Regions from separate parts of the Homo sapiens genome. Here region 1 is linked to region 2. Evidence: chromatin contacts called from ENCODE Hi-C data. All regions are on one chromosome and are shown on one strand. Each heading gives the region's core, a stretch centred on a gene start or an enhancer-like site at or near the end of the contact. The rest is flanking DNA. Distances are from core to core; before and after follow the strand shown.

The links. Hi-C counts contacts between places; a loop is a spot of excess contacts on that map. Pooled maps may share reads with other maps.
Region 1: a pooled map shows a loop between it and region 2 (6-fold over the local background). The contact joins the enhancer-like site here to the promoter of LINC02939 in region 2. A Hi-C loop is called at or near these places in 1 of 37 single-sample maps with no recorded cell type and 7 of 50 pooled maps.

The regions. Positions count from the first base shown.
Region 1 is chr22:46,578,645-46,582,615 of GRCh38, forward strand. It overlaps a transcript of GRAMD4 not described here. Among named protein-coding and RNA genes, the nearest start is that of LINC02925, 39 kb to the left of the region's middle. RefSeq lists an enhancer at 3,204-3,283. Within about 2 kb of position 1,920, at least 10 of the 41 ENCODE cell types and tissues checked have a DNase peak (open chromatin) inside an H3K27ac peak, as active enhancers do.
Region 2 is chr22:46,068,987-46,073,383 of GRCh38, forward strand. It overlaps LINC02939 (long intergenic non-protein coding RNA 2939), which reads right to left and starts at 2,035. Exons shown (of 2, transcript NR_148973.1): 1 at 1,653-2,035. All of the region lies in intron 1 of LOC124905135 (collagen alpha-1(III) chain-like), which reads left to right. RefSeq lists silencers at 1,677-2,456, 2,517-2,596, 2,727-2,936, 3,017-3,106, 3,277-3,356 and enhancers at 2,950-3,504, 3,505-4,057.

The sequences.
Region 1 (3,971 bases), core at 670-3,169, 510 kb after region 2:
AGGGTGTGTGTTCAGTTGCTGCCTCTGCCCCGTGCTGGGGTGAAACCACGTTCCCCTGTTGTTAGCTGGGACTCCCCAGATGAGTGACCTCAGTAACCCTGCCCCTCCTTCCTGCTGCACACCCTTCCGAAGACCCCTGCCTGGTCCAGGAAAGGGGCCCTGCCTGTCTTGCCTTGCTCCTGCCTTGGCAGCCATGTGGACCCTTCTGCAGCACTTTGTGGTCCCGGGGCAGACCTCGAAGCCCCACAGTCCTCACCGTGCTGGGCTCACAGGGAGATGCAGCTTGGTCCTGGAGCCTGGGAAATTGGGCACCTGGGGTCTCAGTGAGCCACCAGCCCTCTGCTCTGCTGCTCTTTCCTCTCAGCTGCCCCTATGGCTGATGCGTGGAGTGCGGCTGTCCCAGCCATGCAGCCTGGGGGCAGGCGGGGCCTGTCCGGTGATGTCTGTCTTGCACTCTGGAGAGCACGGGAAAGTCTCCAAGTTGTGGTGTGTTTCCACATAGCCCTGGGAGGCTGTTTATTCTGGGTCTCCTGCTGAGGGAGGTGGAGGACCCTTCACTGGGAAAGAACCAGGTGGTCTCTCTCCAAACCACCAGCCTTCCAGGCCTTCCCCTTAGTACCCTCCTCTTATCTGTGGAGCCCGGCGCCGGCGTTAGGTGATCTTTGCTCTCCGCTCTCCCAGGCTTCACCTTCACCAACTGGAAAACGAGGGAGGAGAATCAGAGCCGGTTTTCCTGAATCACCATTTCTGCTGTAGAATAGAATAGAATAGTGGTTCAGGCTCAATGAAAAGAAAGTGTTATTGGAGCCTAGTGAGCCTCTGCTGCCAGGGAGGGCTGCCAGCCTGAAGCCTGTTTTCTCTTTGGAAGGAGTATCAGAGCAATGTTAGACATGTTACAGAAACAGCAGCACCCCACTTGACGGGTCCTGGTGACTTTCCTGTTATGGGAGAACCTGGGGCCCCGATAGTCCCATGATGTGATCTGTGTTAGTGATTGTGCCATCCGTGTGCCCCCTCCCCTCCCTGGGGGCCACATGAAGCCCCCTTCCATCTCCCCATGTTTCTCTGTTTGGGTATTTCTCTCCGGTAGCCGAATCTACTGGGGTTTATTTGGCATTGGGGTTCCAGTCCTGTCATGACAGGGCTCCGGCCAGGGGCTCATTTTAGGAGGCTGCCCCATCTCGGGGAGCTGGGGAGGCGTCCCTGTATGTGGGCTTCTGTGTGTCAGGTTTGGGGTCTCCTGCCTAGTGGCCATGGTGGGGACTTGGGTATTTACAGAGCTCCTGTTGGTGTGGGCGTGTGCTGGCTGGGAGGGAAGACACCAGGGACTGGCTGGGTGGCCTGGTCACCCCCTGCCTGAGTTCCTGCCTCCTCCCCTGCAAGGCGGCCCAAGAGGCTGCTGCCTGGCCTCTTTAGGGGTAAGGAGACTGTCTCTGCAGAAAGCCCGGGGCAGCAGGGACAGTGTTGGGGTGTGTGGCAGAGCATCCCTGCTCCGACAGAAATTGACAGTGAATTGAGGGAGAGAAGCTGTGGCCGGGTTTAGTGAGTAACAGGCAGAAGGCAGAGGGTGCTCGCTGGGAAGCAGCGTCTCTTGCCTGGCTTGGAGATGGTCATCTGCTGGGCGCCTCCGAGGCCAAGTGGACCACTCACAGTGCTTTCGAAGGCCTCTGGTTTGGGCATCCCACAGGCTGGCTTGGGGTCTCTTTGGCACCACGGTGGGTTTAGATCTGCCTTTTCTTTGCCTTTTGGTGGCACAGCAATGGTCCTGAAAAATACTGCTTGTAAAGGAGTAAAAGTTCAAGTCTTCCACCGTCAGGTGTGGCTGGGGGGTCTGAGAGGAGGCCTGGATCTCCCAAGGGGACAGTTATGTGAACAGAGTGTCACAGGCCTAACCCAGCCCAGCGGGTGGGGCCCAGGCCAGCCTGTCACCTGCTTGGAGCCCTTGGCTGCTGGGGATATGTAATAGTTTAACTTGAGAACTTAGAGGCAGGTCACTCAGACTCTTAGAGACAGAGGTGGCGCAAGAAAATGTGGGTTTCGCCGGGCGCGCTGGCTCACGCCTGTAATCCCAACACTTTGGGAGGCCGAGGCGGGCAGATCACCTGAGGTCGGGAATTCAAGACCAGCCTGACCAACATGGAGAAATCCCCACGTCTACTAAAAATACAAAAAATTAGCCGGGCGTGTTGGCGCATGTCTGTCATCCCAGCTACTTGGGAGGCTGGGGCAGGAGAATCGCTTGAACCCGGGAGGCAGAGGTTGGGGTGAGCTGAGATCGCGCCATTGCACTCCAGCCTGGGCAACAAGAGCGAAACTCCATCTCAAAAAAAAAAAAAAAAAGAAAGAAAGAAAAAAGAAAATGCGTGTTTCCCTAATTGGAGAAAGCCCTGTTGTTTTGCCTTTGGTATCTCGGCATGTGGCAGAGGCCTGGGCGGACACTTTGGGCTGGTAATTCGCCACTAATGACAGTCCCGTCTACAGGGCTACTGTTCTGATTGTTTGGTGTTTGAGTTATAACCTAGGGTTGTGATTATGTTTAAGCCCAGTGATTAAAGTCCCCTGTGGTTACACAGGAAAGGCAGGAAGTACCGGCCTATCAAAAACATTAATAATAGTAATAGAAATCACTCATTCTGCACAGCAGGCCTGCGCTGAGTGTTTCACACGAATTGTCTCAACCAAGTCTGCAGAGCACACAGCTTCACCCCATTTTACAGATGAGGAAACTGAGGCACCGGGAGGCAGTGCCACTTGCCTAAGTCCCCAGTTCGTTCCCGAGCAGAGCTGGGATTTGCACGTGGGTGGCTTTGCCCCCAAGGCTATGCTCATAAACATTGCAGCCTTTCTGCCTTCCTGATAACCCTCCTCTAAGGGGGGTTTTGTGAGAGAAATATCAGCAATAAACTCAAAGTCATGATGAGACTTCTCTTTTTGCTGTCAAATGTGCAGTAAATAGCAAGATTCGGACAGCATGTCCTGCTCAGGGCCAGACAGCCCTCTAAGCATGAGACATGATTTATTTTCGTACCAACTGGAGGTAGGTGCTCTTGTTAGCTGCATTTCACGCAGGAGGAAGCCCTGGCACAGAGCCACAGGTTGCTGCGTGGTAGAGGTGGGTTTGGACCAATGGGCTGTGCTTCTAACCTAAGCCCCATATGCACGGGGGTTGGGCGGAGAGCGTGCTTGATCTTGCTGCTGTGTGTTCTTGGGCAAGACACCTAACCTCTCTGGGCCTCAGTTTGGTCACCTGTAAACGAAGGCCTTGGCCTAGGGTATAGAAGCCAGAGCTTGAGAGCTGGCTCTGGCCTGAGATGGCCGCGTCTGCACCACCTCCCACAGGGAGGCCCAGGTGGGTGGAGAGGCCTGGCTGCCACTTCCCTAGAGGAAGCAGGTCTACTGAGGAGCAGTGCTGGGGCCTTGGCTGGGGCTGGGTGGGGCTGGGTGTGGAGGCCATGGGTGGTCGAGGAGTGAGGGCTTCTGGGATGCACTTTGCAGTGGCCGAGTCACTGCCCTCTGTGAAGTGAGGTCCAAGGAGGCAGAGCGTGGGGCTGCTGGGAAACCGTGAAGCTTTGTGCTTGGTGAATTGTTACTTGTCCCTGGGGAACAGGAGGGACAAGAGACTCTGCTTGGGACTCTGTGCCACCAAACTCCCGAGAAGCTGCAGTGGGAGAAGCTGAATGCTGGGCAGCGGGCGGTTAGGAGGCTCCAGGAAACGGCTCAGCCTCTCTTGGTGGGTTCCCCTGCCGGCCGTTCCTGGGACCTCTCTGCTCCACGTCCCCCCTCCAGGGAGGCCTCCCATGAGTGCCCCAGCTGTGCCTCTGCTGTCACTGCTCTCCTCTTCCTGAGGTTCTTGTTTGTCTACTGTTTACCACGCTTCCCTTCTAGAAGGTGGGCTCCTGAAGTTAGGGGTCTCTGCTCATGTCCAGCGACCTGGAGCGGCACCTCATTATGCCTGGTATCCTGGGACCCTG
Region 2 (4,397 bases), core at 785-3,284:
TTTTTAAAGTAGTTGAACCATACAGCAACGATGGGGTACAGGAGGAGTTTATAGAGCAGTTAGCGGTTGAGTTCTGCCTTAGTGTGGCTGGGTTAGGAGGGGCTACAGGGGCATATGTGGGACTTTGGGCACTGCTGGGCACAGACTCATCCTGTGGGAATGTGTGCTCTCACCCCACACTTCCTATTTGGGGCTGAAAATTTTAATAGTGAAGAAAGAAAATGATAAAGCACTGTGCTAGACAGGATTGATTTCCCCTGCTGTATTGCTAGAAGGTAGACACGGCATGTCTGCGTCTCAGGCTGCCGAGAGAGCCGTGCCCTTTTCTGGGGAAGCACAGAGCTCCTGAGCTTCCAGCTCTGGGCCCCACAGCCCTTGGAGCTGGGGGGTGAGGGGGAGACACAGGACCTTCCTCAGGAAAAGAGGGCACCCCACTCGATAGTGAAGCCACCAGGCAGCTATGGAAAGTGAAAGTTGGTCCGGATTCCAATGAAAAGATTAATTGGAAAACATTTCTACTCCATTTTCTAAAACTGAGTTTTCCCATAGAAAAAAAAATAATAAAGCTATCCCTAAAGTTCTTTCAGCTTCTAAAAAGAAGATGCTGTAGTAAGATTCCAGTCCCCACCGCCCCAACTCCCAGGAAAGCAATTGGGAAGGTTTCTTAACATACCCTGAGTTCTTCCTTCCCTCCCCCCAAATTCCGTGTGTCATGGGGTGGAGGCAGTGGTGTGTTTATCAGGGTGGCTGGCACAATTCACAGCCACAATCATGGGGGTCTAGCGAGCTGTGGAAGGCAGCTCAGTGGGCAGCGAGGCCCTGGCAGAGTTGCCCGGCTGCCCCAGCCCAGCGTTGCCCTCCTGGGCAGTCTAATCCAATGTGAAATGAAGTTTCCTGGGAAGCAGGGCACACGAGGAACTTTTGAATTTACCAATGGCATAAAAAGTATATATATTTTTATGACAACGGGCAAGTTTCAATTGGTTGGCAGAAATGGCGAGATGTGACGTCAAGGGACACTGGTTAGAATGCCAAGGCCGGCGGCGGGGGGTTGGGGGGAGACAGGCACAGACAGACATTGGGTTGGGACCCGGGAGGCCTTGTTTCTCTCGGGCCCTGGCCGCCAAAGGGCCGTCGCAGGCGTCTGGGGACATCAGCTCCATGCGGCTCTGGGCCAGGGCATGCTCGGGCAGGGGGACGGGGTCTGCGAATAGTGACTCTGTGTCCGCGTGCGTCCCCGAGAGCCGGAGGCCCAGGCCGGCCCCTCTGCGGTTTGGGAACCACTCAGGCGCCTCTGTGGAGCGGGCGGGAAAAGACGCCGCGGCCTCCTTGGCATTCTAACCCGTGTCCGGACCCTAGAGGCCGGCCGGTCTCAACCACCGGGAGGGCCTGGGAGGGAACCGTGTGGCCCGGGGCCAGCAGTGTCGCCATCGGGCTCCGAGAGAGCAAAGCTGTGGCCTTGAACTTCTCCCCGAAGCTCCTGTGCCCTGAGTCGGGGAAGCAGGAAGTTGTTGCCACCGGGAAGGAAGAGAGCGCGCTCGGAGCTGGGCAGCGGCTCCAGGCACCGCGCCCCTGCCCATCCCACGCCTCCCCGGGCACCGTGAACCACCCCCCAACCCAACTCCTCCAGGCACCTTGCGCGCCCCTCTTACATCTCCCGGCACTGTGCGCTGACCCCTGCCTCCGCCGGCCGGCTCCCGTGTGCCGAGTCCGGACTCCCACCCCTCTGGGCACCCCTTGCTCCGCGGGGCCGGCGGTGTCCTGGAAGCCGCCGCGGGGTTGCCCGTGCGCGCGCTCCGCCCTGGGGGAAGCCCGCTGCCACCGTCGGCCCCGAGCGCTGTCCCGGGGCCGCGTCGAGAGCTCCGCAGCGCACACTGTTCCCCGCGGGGACGAGCCTGGAGAGCCTGACCGCTGTCCGCGGCGCGCTCGGGGCTGCGGGCACCAGGTTGCGGGGACTGCAGGGACCGTCGGTCAGCCAGGGGTCCCAGAGCCGGGCCCGAGCGTGCGCGCGCGTCCCGCTGCCCGCAATCATGGCAGCCGGCGCCTTGGAGCGCAGCCGCCGAGCGCGCCCCAGCAGCCGCCTCGGTGCCAGGGCGGCGGGGGCGGGCCGGGCCGGGAGCTCGCGCCCGCCCGCCCGCCTCGGCCGCGCGGGCCCCGGGGCGCGAAACGGAAGGCCGCTGGGTCTCCGCGACGCGGTGCCCTTGCCCGGGGCGGGCGGCGGGAGGGGCCGCGGGGCGGGGGCGCGCTGGAGGGGAGCGCCCGGGGCGGCGTGCCCGCGGGGACGCGCACGCGGGGCTGCGGGGCGAGGCGCGGGGCCCGGGCGGCGAATCCGCTGCTCGCACCGCCCGCCCCGCCCGCGCGCGCCGTCCCGGGGTGGGGGGCGGTGGAAGGGGGAACCCAGGAGGGGCGGCGCCCGGTCTTCACCCGCAGCGGGCACGGCGGGGGCCGCGGGGGGCCTCGTTGGTATTCCGGGCGCGGTTGCATCCGCGACCTCCCCGCAGAACAGGGGTGCCCGGGCGCGCGGGCACCGCCGCCGCTCTCGGGCGGTCTCCGCGGGCTGCGGGGCCCGCAGGCGCCTTGCTTTCCCCGTCCCCTCCTCCCTGGGTTCCCCGTACTCCCTCCCCCGCTCCGATCCGGCGGCGAAGGGGTGGGCAGGGAAACGCGCTCTCTGGGACAGGTGCCAACTCCGAGACAAAAGACATAAAATAGGCGGCAACGGGGGAAGCGCGGCCGGCGCGCTCGGGCGGGGACGGCGGCGCCGCGGGGGCCGCATCCTCGGTGCCGACCCGGGAAAGTTTGGGAAGTCGCCGCAGCGGCTTCGCAGCGGCGGGGGACGCGCGGCCCGGGTCGCCCTCCGCGCCGCGCTCGCCCTCTCCGCGCCGCTGCTGAATAATTCATGGCGCGGCCGCCGGCCATTAGCATGCACCGGGCGCGCGGCGCGTCTGTGCCAAGCCGCCGCCGCATTCGGCGCCCGGGCAGCGCCAGACGAGCGGCCGCGCGGCGGCCGGGCCCACGCTGTCCCCGCGCCCGCCCGTCCGGCGGCGCCCATTGTGCCCCGGCCCGCCCCGCCGGGCTGTCCCCAAGCCCGCCTGCAACCCACCGCCCGCCCGACGGCCCGGCCCTGCAAGTCCTGGCTCGCGACGCCCGCCCCGGAATGCACGTGAACTTGGAGAAAGTCGCGGGGCGCGCCGGCCGGGCTCTCCGCGGCAGGGCGTGGGCGTCCCGGGGCCGGCGCGCTTTCGTTTTCGTCTGGGACAAAGGTCCCTTGCGGCGCGCGGACGCCGTGACCGGGTCCTGCGGGCCACTCTGTGGCGCAGTCGGGTCGCTAAGCGCAGGGAAGCCGGAGCCCGAAGGCAAGGAGAGACGCGGCGCGGGGCCGGGGAAGTGGGGCCTGGGCCGTGCGCTTCGCCCGCGGCAGTCCAGAGCCGTCCCACCCTGCGAAGAGTTGCGGGAACTGGCACCGCTCTGCCGTCCGCCGCTTCGACGCGGGAAGAGGGTGAGCGTTTGGAACCCAGGACTCAGACCGCTAGCTGAGGGCCTGTGCAGCTCTGGGCACGCGAGCGCGGCGCCGGCGGCGGCCAGGCACGGTCCTCCCGCAAGGGCAGGGCTGTCGACCTGTGCGCCCCAGGTCACGATCGGGTTCACGGCGACTCCTGAGGACGGTAAGTGCATTTCTCACTTTCGCTGCTTAGTGAGTATTTAAATATTAATGAAGGGATCTCTAAGAGGGACCCTTCCGTAGGGCAGGCCTTCCACAGACCAGGGAACGCACCGAGGAGGTTGCTCTTGAACCTGAAGCCGCACCAGCTTGCAAGAACTCCACTCGGCATTAATCTGGATCTTGGAATTTGTGAAGCACAGCTTCTAATCTCAGGTGTGCAGGCTATTTGCCAGAGAGAATCTTGTTGAACACATAAAATAAGCGTTAGCAGACATCTTAAACACAATGGGAAGAAAAGAAAAAACATCTGTTTTTAGATTTTTTTTTTTTTTTTTTTTTTTGGTGAGATGTGTTTGGAAAGGTTATTGGGAAGCTACAACTCTTTCTTGGAAGATTGAAATATTTCATTTACTTCCTAAACCCACGCTGCTGATTTTTTCCCCCTGGTCGGACACTTGGGGACAGCTGATTTGAGGGGGGATCCTCGGTTCGGCGTTGGCGGCATTTGGGCCGGTTCAGTGAAAGGCCCTTGTGTGAAAGCTGCTGTTTACGGTGGTGTAAAACGAAAAACAATTCGTAACTTTTTGTGGTAAAATGCCCCTTTATAGGTGCCTCACACAGGCCCAGCCAGTGGTCCTGGGGAGTTTGTGAGGAGCAAGAAAGGGGTGAAGGAATGCTTGCGTGCAATGATTATAGGGTTTCAAGGTAACGTGGAGATTAATTTTTTTCAAAGGTG